Linked DNA regions of Homo sapiens: region 2 is linked to region 1. The links are chromatin contacts, found by Hi-C or POLR2A ChIA-PET in ENCODE. All regions are on one chromosome and are shown on one strand. The core of a region is the stretch at or near the end of the contact, and the rest is flanking DNA. Distances in the headings are between cores, read along the strand shown. Region 1 overlaps MSN (moesin). Region 2 overlaps MSN (moesin).

Evidence for each region. Hi-C counts contacts between places; a loop is a spot of excess contacts on that map. ChIA-PET counts read pairs that join two places held with the same protein, here RNA polymerase II (POLR2A). Pooled maps may share reads with other maps.
Region 2: a loop to region 1 is called in a map of CD8-positive, alpha-beta T cell, with 3 times the contacts of the local background. The contact joins two enhancer-like sites. A Hi-C loop is called at or near these places in 13 of 168 maps with a recorded cell type or tissue (CD4-positive, alpha-beta T cell, CD4-positive, alpha-beta memory T cell, CD8-positive, alpha-beta T cell and 8 more), 31 of 37 single-sample maps with no recorded cell type and 18 of 50 pooled maps. POLR2A ChIA-PET finds 5 or more read pairs at or near these places in 21 of 52 experiments (AG04449, AG04450, CD4-positive, alpha-beta T cell and 14 more).

The regions. Positions count from the first base shown.
Region 1 is chrX:65,721,915-65,728,438 of GRCh38, reverse strand. MSN (moesin) reads right to left here. Exons shown (of 13, transcript NM_002444.3): 3 at 530-625. Among named protein-coding and RNA genes, the nearest start is that of MSN, 58 kb to the right of the region's middle. RefSeq lists a silencer at 5,358-5,652. Within about 2 kb of position 4,603, at least 6 of the 41 ENCODE cell types and tissues checked have a DNase peak (open chromatin) inside an H3K27ac peak, as active enhancers do.
Region 2 is chrX:65,686,050-65,692,675 of GRCh38, reverse strand. The region is part of intron 1 of MSN (moesin); the gene reads right to left. Among named protein-coding and RNA genes, the nearest start is that of MSN, 22 kb to the right of the region's middle. RefSeq lists a silencer at 4,102-4,151. Within about 2 kb of position 4,160, at least 4 of the 41 ENCODE cell types and tissues checked have a DNase peak (open chromatin) inside an H3K27ac peak, as active enhancers do.

The sequences.
Region 1 (6,524 bases), core at 3,354-5,853:
ACCTGTAATCCCAGCTACTCGAGAGGCTGAAGCAGGAGAATGGCGTGAACCCAGGAGGCGGAGCTTGCAGTGAGCCGAGATGGCACCACTGCACTCCAGCCTGGGCGAGAGTGCGAGACTCCGTCAAAAACAAAACAAAACAAAAACAAACAAACAAAAAAAACACAAATCCCCTAAAGCCATTGAGTTTGGAGAGATGAAGGGGATACCAATCCTCTCTTGAAAAGCCACTAATGGATTTGATCCAAAACAAGTCAAAGTTCAAGCTAGTGTTCCCATTAGAAAGAAAAGAGTCTCTTCTTCTTTGAATGCTGGCCATTGTCGCTGTTAGAAGTCAAAGTAGAGACAGAGCAAGAGCTTTGCCTTGCTTGTGTCCTCGGTCCTTATTCTGATCCAAGTGGTCAACAGACCACCCAGTCACAAACACAGCCCTAGGTATCCAGGATTTGCCAACTAGCACATGGTACCCTCCCAGGAATGTTCTGGAAAAGAAAAGAATTCTAAATCCAACAGAGGAATAAGCAGTTACCTTCTTATTGAGTTTCAGCCAGGTGGAGAAACCTTTAGTGTCCTGGTACTGCAGACCAAAGAACCAAACTTCCCTCAAGCCAATAGTTTTCACCACCTAGAAGAGAAAACCAAAACAACCAACCATTGATTGAATACTTCCTCTGTGTGAGGCACAGAGGACACAAAGTTTGAAGTCAATATTATATCTGCCCTTAAAGGGTTTAAGGTGCTCAGCATCTGGCAAGAAAATATACTTGAGCAGCAATCAAGAACTGATGTCGGCATCTCTCTGCACAAAGTACTGCTGAGGCAGGAAAGGGATCTATTACTTATGAGCACTGACACATACCAAGAACCTTACATCCATCATCTCCTTTAATTTTCATAATACCCCTATGCTAGACTTACAATTAGGCCCATTTTATAGATATCAAAAATGAGGTTCAAATAAATGAAATAACTTGCCCAAGTTTCAGGTTGTGAGTGACAGAATTAGGGTTCAAACCAGGTCTGTTTGACTCCAAATCCATGCATATCCAGTGATTTCTGCCACCTCCTCCTTCCCTCTACAATGTCACACCACTTCCCACTTCCATGATGGATTAAAGGCTGAAGGTGGAGATTGTTGGATTAACTCCTGTATCTTGTTCTCTTGGGCCACTCCCATATATTGTCCTTCATCCTTAGCAACTGGGGGTAATACCCACACCCTTAAGACTGAGTTCCATTTACAATACCCCAAATAAAGAATGTTTGAGAAGATAAAACGGGGATTGTGAAGGACTCTGAAGCCATGCTGTGCCTGGGTTCTGAGAGGATTTTTTCCAACCCTGATCAGAGCCAAGTCATGATTCCTCTTACACAGGTTTAGGGTGGAAATGAGGGTAGAAATAGGGTAAGTACCTCAGTGTAGCAGCTGAGGTGCCCCCTGTTGTCCTGAGCCTCCTGGCTGAACAGTGGGCAGGAAAAGGAGGCTTGCCAAGAGAACACAGATGAGCTCTGTTCTCTAGTCCCTGACATTAGCATGTTAATAGTCTGGCCCTCAGCTCAACCCCAGCATACCCACCACTGTCGATGGCAGCAGTGAAGCTGAGCCACATCCTAATGAGGTCAGGCTGGCCTTAGGCAGTCTTTTTTATTTTGTTTTTTGGGAGAAGGATGCAAGTGGAGGGTAAGGGTAAGGTGAGAAAGAATCATAGAAATATACCTGGAGATGGAAGCAGGGAACAAGGACCCAGTTTTGCTGATGTCCTTCCCTTATGAACAAATTAATATCTCCCTTCAAAATACACACACACACATGCACACACACACTCACTCACAAAGACACACATACACACACTAACACTGTATCCACAAAGTTTCTATTATGCATCCAAAGTCAGGCCCCACAGTCACACCCAGAGTTTACAATCTAGAGCTTCAGAGACCCCAAAGAAAAAAGTAGCTCATATTTATTAAGCACCAATCATGTGTCAGGCGCTGAACAGTAAACAACCCTGTGAGATAGCAATTATACCCATATTATAGATGAGGAACTAAGGCTTAGAGAGGTAATGCATCTAAAATTACAGAGCCATATAGAACCATGATGTGTCTGACTATAGAGCTTGTACCTTTTCTTCTCTAGCATGCTATGTCCTAATGCCAAGTACTCATATGAGCTTACGACTCCTGAGCTTCTCAAGTGATTAATTGCCTTGTCTCTCCTTTGGCCCAAATTTCCCATCCAGGTAATAAACTTTGATCACTTCTGCATCGAGATATGCTTCCTGGCATTCCCACTAGACCCAAGCGACAACCACTTTGGGGAGAAGCCATGTCCCCCAAGTCATCGACCTTCATTGCTCACCAGGTCACCCTTCCCCTTCATAGCTTGGATCAAGTATCAGGAAACCTGAGCAAAATGTTCATGTCTGTCTCCAACTAGCTGTATGATATCAAGGTAGCATATTTCCTCTCTGGGCCTCGCCTTCCTTATCTATCCAAATTGGGGAGTATGGCTTCAATGATCTCTTTTTTCTCTTAAGTTCTATCATTGTACTAATTACATTACAAGGTTATTTTGCAAATGGTTAATAAAAACAATCCCATTTCCCAGCTACCTCTTGCTGATGTGGATAATTAGAAACATGTTTAGAAAAGATCAGTGGGGGTGGGAGGTAATGAGGAAAGTTCAAAAGGCTTCCAGAATTCAATGGCCAGTTGATTCCCTGACTCTAAGTCAATAGGCAGCTGGAACTGCCAGAAAGTTTCAGATGGAGAAATGTGAATGCTTATGTTGAAATGTAATATTGGCTTTTTGCAGAGGATGAAGGTAGTGGGTGGGCGTGAACAGAAAAGATTTTTTTAAAGCACCTTGTATATCATCCTAGATCTAAACAGGGCCCAAGGCCCAATTAACAGTTCTAATCATTTTCCACAGGGTTGCAGAAGAATAGTGTGTCCAGATGCAATTGGTGGGAAAAGGCAAGATCCAAGAAACAATCCAGCTGAGAGAGAGAGAAAAAAAAAGAGAGAGAGAGAGAAGACCCACTGAAGATGCTGAAGAGAAGAAGATGGACCATGAGGGCCAGGATATTAGGTCATGGGGGGAGAACAGACTTGGAACAGAAGTAGTAGAGCAGTGCTATGGTTTGGATGTGGTTTGTCCCCACCAAAACTCATGTTGATGCTTCATTGCCGGTGTGGCAGTGCTGGGAGGTAGAATCATTAAGAGGTAGTATGTAATGAGAGGTGTTTCAGTCATGGGGACCCCTGTCCCTGTGAATTACTTGACCTTTTGTCACATTATGAAACAGCACAAAGGCCCTCACCAGAGGCTGAGCAGGTGCTGGTGCCATGCTCTTGGACTTTACAGCCACTACAATTAGGAGACAAATAAGCCTCTTTTCTGTATAAAGTAACTAGCTCCAGGTATTTTATTATAAGAACATAAAATGGGCTGGGCGTGTTGGCTCACGCTTATAATCCCAGCACTTTGGGAGGCTGAGATGGGCAGATCATGAGGTCAGGAGATCGAGACCATCCTGACTAACATGGTGAAACCTGGTCTCTACTAAAAATACAAAAAAATTAGCCGGGCATGGTGGTGCGTGCCTATAGTCCCAGCTACTCGGGAGGCTGAGGCAGAAGAATAGCTTGAACCTGGGAGGTGGAGGATGCAGTGAGCTGAGATTGCACCACTGCACTCCAGTATGGGTGACAGAACAAGACACTGTCAAAAACAAACAAACAAACAAACAAACAAAAACAAAACAAAACAAACATAAAATGGACTCAGACAAGCAGCAACTGGTCTTTGCCTGTACTAACAGACTAATTGTAGAGGCTAAGAGACTCCAAGACTGAAAGGAAGTGAGGTAGGCACAGACTATGCAGCCAGTCCCAGAAATCCCAGGAGTGAGACCGTTAGCCTCTTTTTGCACCACGTTGTCTGTTTCACTATTGGGTGGGAGTAGGGGTGTGATAAGAGAAGGAGGATTAGCCAGGTGTGGTGGCTCATGCCTATAATGCCAGCACTTTGGGAGGCCAAGACAGGTGGATCACCTGAGGTCAGGAGTTCAAGACCAGCCTGACCAACATGGTGAAACCCCGTCTCTACTAAAAATAGAAAATTAGCTGGGTGTGGTGGCACATGCCTGTAATCCCAGCTACTTGGGAGACTGAGGCAGGAGAATCGCTTGAACCCAGGAAGCAGAGGTTGCAGTGAGCCGAGATCGCGCCATTGCACTCCAGCCTGGGCAACAAGAGTGAAACTCTGTCTCAAAAAAAAAAAAAAGAGAGAGAGAGAGAGAAGGATCATGGTGACTAAAGTAGTTCTGAGATCCAGAGTAACTCAGGAGAAGTTGGGCAAAGTAATACCTAAAGTGATGTCAAAAAAAAAAAAAGAGAGAATTCAGGCTCAGTGCTGGGGGGAGGGAGGGTGATCTCTCTGAGCACTGTCTCTTCCTTTGTGAACATAAAGAAATCAGAAACATAAATGTTCCACTTCCTTAGGCTCTAGGGCTTAAAGAGATGAGTAATATCTCTCAGCCTGCACTGAAGTCTCAAAGTGAGAAATTGAGGACGTGGCGGGAAGGAAATATGGTCTGAAATCAGAATTGAAACTGAAAAAGAACAAAGAACAAAAATGGATGACTCCTGACCCCAGGCTACAAGGAAATCTCTAAGGCCCATGGGGGTGCTGTGAACCATTTTATCAGGCAACTCTAAACCCCTTTTCCAAGCCAAGTTTTTCTTGCTTCCAGCTTTGCTTCCAGTTGAGACCTCCATTCCAGAGGAAAGAGAAACCTTATTTTCAAGTGAGAGCTTAGCATCTAGCTTCCAGTTCCAGGAATAACCTCTGTGGCTCCAGTGACTAGGGTCCTTATCATTCCACTCTGAGAAATGGTCCTATCCCTGAGGAAAAAGAAAATTCTTTATTGGCTCCCTTTGACCCGACAGCCAGCTTATCGGATCTGAGCCAGTATTTCTCAAAGCTCCCATGGAAAAAATCCTTAAGCAGCAGAAAATAATGAATGCATATACCCAAGGGACATAGGGGGTGTGGTAGGATGGGGTAGGGGGAGATAATAGGTAGATGGCTGTAACCCAGCTATAATTTCTTTGAAGCCTCAGGTTTAATTATTTGTGCAAATTTTATATTCTACTCCATAAATAATGAATTTTTAAAATTATTGCAAGTAAAATTAATGCTCTAGAATACTAAACCACATTCATCTCACAGCTTTGTATCCCTCCTGGAACCTGCCCCATACACCTAAAGAAAGTAGGACTTCAGTTTTTAAGACACTAGCTTAAGAAACTGGAGGTTGTGTATTCTACTCAGCTCCATGACTGTGGAGAGTTACAGGGTTCAAGCAACATAAAATGGAAAACTGAGGTGCAGTGAAAAGAAAAGATCTGCCTTGGAGTACATCCTCGTTAATTATCAGGAGCTTCTGGAAGCAAGAAAAAAAAACCCTTTACCTCCTTTTGACATGTGGAGGCAACCTACATCTGAGGTCTGTAGAGGGGAGCGGAGATCAGGTCAGCTTAGGAGCCCAGAGATTCTCTTCTTGAATCCCCCATGCATTTATCTGAGTAAACAAACTAGTGATGTCATCAGCCACTTCAAAAGCCCAGAAATTCTCTTCTTGAATCCCCCATGCATTTATCTGAGTAAACAAACTAGTGATGTCATCAGCCACTTCAAAAGCCCAGAGCATGGCCGGGCGCAGTGGCTCATCCTGTAATCCCAGCATTTTGGGAGGCTGGGGCGGGGCAGATCTTTTGAGCTCAGGAGTTCGAGACCAGCCCAGGCAACATGGTGAGACCCCATCTCTACTAAAAATACAAAAAGATAGCTGGTGTGGGCACCTGTGGTCCCAGCTACTTGGAAGGCTGAAGTGGGAGGATCACTTGAGACTGTGGGGTGCGAAGGTTGCAGTGAGATCACACCACTGCACTCCAGCCTGGGTGACGGAGCGAGACCTTGTCTCCAAACACACACACACACACACACACACACACACACACACACGAGCGTGCACGCCTAGAGGAGAATGAGGGAGTAATGCTGGAGCCACAAGAGAAGAACTGTGTGAGAAACAATGTGCAAAACTGCATCAATGCCCAAACACCTGAGACCCCCAAGATACCATTACAGATTTGGCAGCATCTGCATCAGCCACCCACCTGAAAGCAAATTATTGCACCACTGGAAAGCACCAAGATGGGCTACCACTATTGCTGTTTCTGTTATTACACATTGCCTGTGGTCAAGTGGTCACCTGCTCTATAACAGAGAACATACTCAGCTGAGGTTCTAAGTTTCTTTCTTTTATCGTTTTTTGTTTGTTTGTTTAGAGATAGGGTCTTGCTGTTAACCAAGCTGGAGTGCAGTGGTGCAATCATAGCTCACTGTAACCTTGAACTCCTGGACTCAAGTGATTCTCCAGCCCCAGCCACCCAAGTAGCTAGGACTACAGGCATGCACCACCATGCCCAGCTAATTTTTAAGTTTTTGTAGA
Region 2 (6,626 bases), core at 2,911-5,410, 35 kb after region 1:
AAACCAACAAACAAACAAAAAATGTTTTTAAAATGGTAAAACTTATTTTTATGATACATACAAAAACTGGTCCAACAGGCAAGTTCACCAATTCCTAGACTTAACCAAATACTGATAACTCCACTGACTATCTGCAAGGCCTCAAACCTGGATAAATATCTCTTTTCACATTCTACTTTCCAAAAAAGATGGACAGCAAAGGTTTTATCTGAAAGTTAGCCAAAGATAACTGGCCCACATACCAATTGATCATACATAGCAGCCTACTCCCTTCCTATGCAAAGGCACTGGCAGAAAAAATAGATAATAAGCTTAGACCACTAACCATCTTCCACAAAAGCTCATTCCATTCTCATACTAGGAAGGCCCTGGGCCAAGCTGATCCCCACAATAGGAGGCCCCAGGCCAGGGGCTGAGCCATAAAGTACCTGACTCCCAGGCCTCTGGCTCAAATCCCTGACCTTAGAGAGCAACAGGCATGCATGAAGAAGAAAGAAGCAAGAAGGGGATCCCTCCCAGCTGGCCAATTAAGGGCTCAAGAAGCAAAGGAACATGTGTGCCTTGCTTCTCTCCCTATTCCCTCAGAAAAGGTTTGGAGAATAAAAGGAAATCAAGCTAAGGATGCCAAACTCAATGGGAGTGAGAGGCTAAGAATGAAAGAAGGCCACCACAGAGCTCCACGGCTAATGACCTCCATTAGTGGCCAACACTACACTAAGGCCTTTCTCCTCTGGACTAAGTCTAGGATGTTCATGATCTGCTTGGCCCTTCTCTCAAAAGTGGTGGGAAGAAACAACCATTCAGGAGTGCCTACCTTCTAACCTCCCACCCTGGCTCTTCACAATTGTTCCTCCTCTAGAAAAAGAAAAGAGCCGGGAACAGTGGCTCACGCCTGTAATCCCAACACTTTGGGAGGCTGAGGTGGGTGGATTACCTAAGGCCAGGTGTTCAAGACCAGCCTGGCCAACATGGTGAAACCCCATCTCTACTAAAAATACAAAAAATTAACCAGGCGTGGAGGCGGGCACCTGGAATCCCAGCTACTCGGGAGGCTGAGGCAGCATAATCACTTGAACCCAGGAGGCGAAAGTTGCAGTAAGTCGAGATTGCACCATTGCACTCCAGCCTGGGCAACAAGAGCAAAACTCCATCTCAAAAAAAAAGGAAAAGAAACAAAAAGAAATAAAAAACATCTACATGTGAAAGTATATACACCTGAAAAGTTAACTACTGCTAAGAATTATAGGTGGATTTCTGGATCCAAGAGGTGCCAGACAGCCAACTGTGGATGCAGCCCTTCCTTTCCTCCCCTGTTAGCTTCCATAGTCTTCAGCCAGGAGATAGGGGGCTTCTGGGGAATCTAATCTGACTCAAGGGAGAGGATAAGACAAAAAATGCCCTTAAACCAATTCAGCAGCTATTGAACCCCTGCAAAGTGTGGGGTATTTTACTCTGCACTGGGAATACAGAGACTATGCCAAGTACTACTTCAAGGGGTTCCCCACCTAGTAGGAAAAAGACATAATTCTTGGACCCCAGAGAATGAAGTGTGTACTATATCCACCCTAAAGCTCCCAGTTACCTTTCTCTCCTAAGAAAAGTTCCTTTTGATACTGGCGAGAGAAAAGAAACCCAAAGTGTCCTACTCATGCTGCTTGCTTCTCTCCATTAAGCACCTTCCCATGCCCCTAGGAAGGACTTGGAACAAAGCCCCCTTTCCTACCATAGAAGGAGCTTATTCTCTACTCGGGATACTACATGTAAAACAGTGGAAAAATAATCAAAGACCACACTGTGATACAGTGTGCCCCAATATGCGCGAGAGCTTGATCCACTCTGAAAGGATAGTAGCAGTAGGGGCTGGGGCCAAGGAGAGGCTGCTCTATGGCTGGGCTCACTCCCTAATCAAGCGTAAAGGCCATCCAGCTGAAGCAGGAAGCAGAGAACAAGCAGTCCTCAGTTCCCAGGCACAAGACACACGTCTTGGACACTGAGACAGGGCTCCAGCCCTGCAAGTCCACATGGATCTGAGGAGTGAAGTCACCAGGTCCTTGAGCTCACCAGCTCCCTATAATGTTCCCACTAACTGAATGTCTTGATGCCCACAGCATTACTCACCTCCTATCCTGTTCTATCCTTCCCCTTTCCCCCAACCACTGGTCTGCTCACGCCCAGACGGTGAACTCACTCTCTAAAAAGGGCTGCTCACCTCCCTTGGGTGCAATTAGTTAACCCCACCCCTTCCTCCAGCACTTTTGGGTTGGGGGCCATAACTACTATCTCCTTCTGGACCTCTGACCAAGTTTAGAGGATGTCCAATTGAACTGTTAGAAGAGTCCAAAGAGCCCTGGAAAAAGCATTAGCTCAGTGCTCAGATCAGCTGTATCCATGCCATATTGACATGGGCACAGGCCTCCCTCCCCTTTCTCTGGTTCAGTTTTGTCACATGTAGCAAGGAGAGGCTTCTATTAGAGATGCAGTAATCAACCTTTGCCCAATGTTAGAATTCCCTGTGGGAGTGCTCAGAAAATATTGATTCCCAAAGCCTTAACCCAAACCAATTAATCAGAGTCTACACGTGCTCCTACAAACTGGTCAAGATCAATTACACAGGCAAGCTGGACTTCCCCAGGTACACCCTGGCCAAGGTAGATCAGAAGGCAGGGAGCCTAGATGGCTCCATGCAAAACTCAGCCCCCTACTATAAGAAGGGCAGCTCTAACAGTCAACATTAAGCTTCATTCTGGTTTCCAAAGGTCATGAGTTCAAATTTCCCCCTTTTTCCAAACCTTGCTTCAAGTCCACAAGAAAAAAAATTAAAATGTATTGGAACTAGCAAATCCAACCCCACATGCTTTGACATCAGGCAAGCATTACAACTTTTCCTTTCTCTAAAGGACCAGTCCTATCTGCCATTGTGAATTGTTTTTTTCATTTGCCACATATGGTCTCTATGGCCCAATTTTAAGAATCTCCCACCCTTCACAGAGGGAATGGTGACAAGAGAGAGCTGCTCTTCCTGCATCCACAGCCTTTTGGCTGCTCTAGTGACACATTCCCATGTGATGGTATCACATTCCTGAGGGCGTACCAACTGCTTGTGACCAGGAACTACCTGGCCACAGACTGGGATAAACCATCTACCTCATGATGTCAGCTTATCACCTGTTTCTGGTGGGTTCTCTATGAACTACCTCTCCAGGGCACTTCTTCCCTCCTCATCCACATCCGGCCTCTAATGATGCCTGTTCACCCCTCCACCCAGTTATGCTCCCTTACAAAATTCAGACACAGCTGACCACTTCCAACTTTTTGGAGCTGGTAGAGTTGTCCATTTGGCTCAGTTCCGCACAGAACAAAACCATTTCTGAGATGTGTGCCACCATTCCCGTACCCATGGGAGGGCAGACCAGCCTCCATTGTTAGGGGAGTATAACATTTCTGAATAAATCAGAGTTTCAGAGCAGGAAATAGCCCTCAGAGGTTAGCCAAACCAACCTCTTGTGGAACAGGCTATGGCCCAAAAACGAGCAAGGACTTGGTCAAGATTGCTCTGGAAAGCTAACAGCAAGGCCCAGCATAAACAACAGCTCTTCAACTAAAAAAGAGTGCCTTTTCCATGATTCTCCAATACCTCTTCCTCTCAACAAAAAGTTGGATTGATGCTCTTGCTCCCACCAAGGTACAAACAAGACTCTACATTAGCTAGGTCTAAGCAGCCCCCAAACAATTCTCACCTACTAATAAGCAACTCCCATATGTCCAGGAGCATGGCAAAACAAAATAAGTTATTGGCTCAACCAGGTGGAAAGCACAATTAGCCTTGAAGGCAGTGGTCTGACACTACCAAGAATGGGTTACACAGGAAGCCAGTTGCAAAACCAGAGTCAGGCCAGGCCCCAAGTAGGCAGGACACAAATATAACAGGTGGCCATCCCCACACAGCCCCCAAGTGCTCTCTCTCTAAACATTAGTCTTGACTTACAATATTTAGAAGAGAGACTGAAAAGAGGTTGGGCAACCACTGGAACGGGGGAAGGGCCAAATGTTTAAAGCTGAAACTTCCTTTCTAGCTTCAGAACTCTGACCTAACCATGACCAGAGCTTAAGTCCAGGCCTTTATGAAACAACACTGCCTTCCCTTCCCACACTCCACCCCGTGCATAGTCGAAAACCAAAGTCTTCTGTCTCCCAATCAAGCCTTGTCTCCATTACTCATTAGCTGAGTAATTTTTGCAGCCACTTAAAGTCTATGAGCCCCAGTTTTCCCTTATGTAAAAGTAAAGATAATAATTCCTGGCTGGGTGTGTTGGCTCACACCTGTAATCCCAGCACTTTGAGAGGCCGAAGTGGGCGGATCTCTTGAGCCCAGGAGTTCGCGACTAGGCTGGCCAACACAGTGAAACCCTGTCTCTATTTTAAAAAATAATTTTAAAAAAGATAATAATTCCTAACCTGCCAACTGTAGAGAGTTGATGAATATCAAATGACATAGTAATAACAATAAAAAAGAGTTTTACAACTATGAAACTTGTTACAAATATAGAGAATTATCATTACTTGGACACTGGAAAAAAATTACAGGGCAATGCCAGCCAACCTGTCAAGAGATTCCTTCAATTCGCATCTGACTTGGCTATTTTAAACAGAAAACTATTTGGAAAATGGGCAGCTATCCCCTAAAATTATAAATCCTTTCCAGCTTCCTAACCCTAGAATTTCTTTTTCTGGGATGTTAAGCAGCTAGAGGTTCCAGAAGAACTTGCCCCAAGAGGTTCCTAATGGCTCTTTTAAGATTTTCTTTAAGCTTGGTTCTTCTTGCCAAAGGACAATCTCAGTAGAGTGTGATGAAGGGAGAACTACTCGACTCTCCCTGGAATAAAAGTCCATGCAGGGCACACTCAAACATGTCTTCTCAACCTCCGATCTTTGAAGGATTGCCTCCTTTCTAATCCGATTCTCATAAATATGCTGCCTCTACCTGAGTTCACAGCTGGAGGGATGGTCAGTGAAGGCACAAATGACCTGAGAAGTAGAAGCCTATCACTTTCCTTGCTCCAGAGTGCAAAGTTCACCATTTTCCTTATAGTTAAGGTCAGTTACCCACATCAACATAAGAGTAATACTCTATGGATTACTCAGCAACAGCAACCTAACCACTTCACCCTGGAAACTTTTAGGACACGTTTGCATAACTAATTATGTGTTATTTGGATTATCAGAAGAGCCTGTATTCCCTGAGCTCACATTATTTAGAACAGGCAGTCCACAGGTAGCTGAGAAGAGAGGGGATTTTTTTGTTTGTTTGTTTGTGTGTTTGTTTGTTTTTTGAGAGAGTCTCGCTCTGTCACCCAGGCTGGAGTGCAGTGGCTCAATCTCAGCTCACTGCAACCTCTGCCTCCCAGATTCAAGCGATTCTCCTGCCTCAGCCTCCTGAGTAGCTGGGATTATAAGCACTCGCCACCACACCCAGCTAATTTTTTTAGTATTTTTAGTAGAGACGGGGTTTCACCATGTTGGTCAGGCTGGTCTCAAACTCCTGACCTCGTGATCCACCCGCCTCAGCCTCCCAAAGTGCTGGGATTATAGGCATGAGCCACCACGCCTGGCCGAGAAGAGAGTTTTATTATGGATGGTTGAGAGATGATTATATGGCAATGCCTCATTGGTCCTAAATGGTCTATAAATGAGCTGTATCACAGAAGTGAACATTTTCTGATAACTGAGGCTCACCCGTTTAAGGATCATAACTATTCTTAGTGGTGAGCTGAAAGTCTTTCATCTACTGATATACTCTACTGCTTTTGTCAACAGAGACTATTAAAACATGATTTAAACTTCTCTGAGCACCTGAATCCTGAACACTTGATTTTCTACGAGCTAACATTTCAGAGCCTTCCACTGCTAACTTATCCAAGTTTCCCACCAATTCTGAGGTTAACACATAATCATTCCCACTTTACCAACGGGAGAAGTGGAGGCTCAGGGAGGTTAAGGGATTTCTCCAAGGTCAAACAGCAAGTAAGTATGGAAACACAGATATTCCTGCAAGCCTGGCCTACAATAAATGCCTGGAGATACTTTGGATCCACACCTTCTCAAGTAGCCCAAAAAATTATTTAAAATGTCATTTCCTTTTCCTTTTGGAACCTGATCTCAAACTCCCTGCCTCACAAAGCTCCTGAAAGTGCCAATCACTAAGAGTGTGCAGGCAGCTTCCTGTTTGTCTGAAGGGGAAGGGAATAATGCCTGCAGTGGCCTGTGGGCCTAGCCCAGTCAGGGTCAACCTCTGGTAGCAGAGGTTCCAGGATTAAAGGCTGGGCAAGCAGAACTCTGCCCCACCAACTGTGGAAGTCTGGGAATAAAAAGGCAAGAGAAAGGTGGGGCCTGCCATGAGTGGGCAGAATAGAGCCAGCATTTCTGGTAATTCTGCTTCTCCTCTAGTGGCCTGGTTCCTTCAACATAATCAATACTCTCAAGTTAGAAAGCTTCTAAGACCAGGACCAGTGACCACTAGGCTAGAATTTTTCTTTCAAAATATTTGTATTTCACAAATCACTATCTTCCTCAATTATTCAACTGGTGGCTCACCTACAGCTGAGTGCTCTGCAAAATTCCACTTTCCT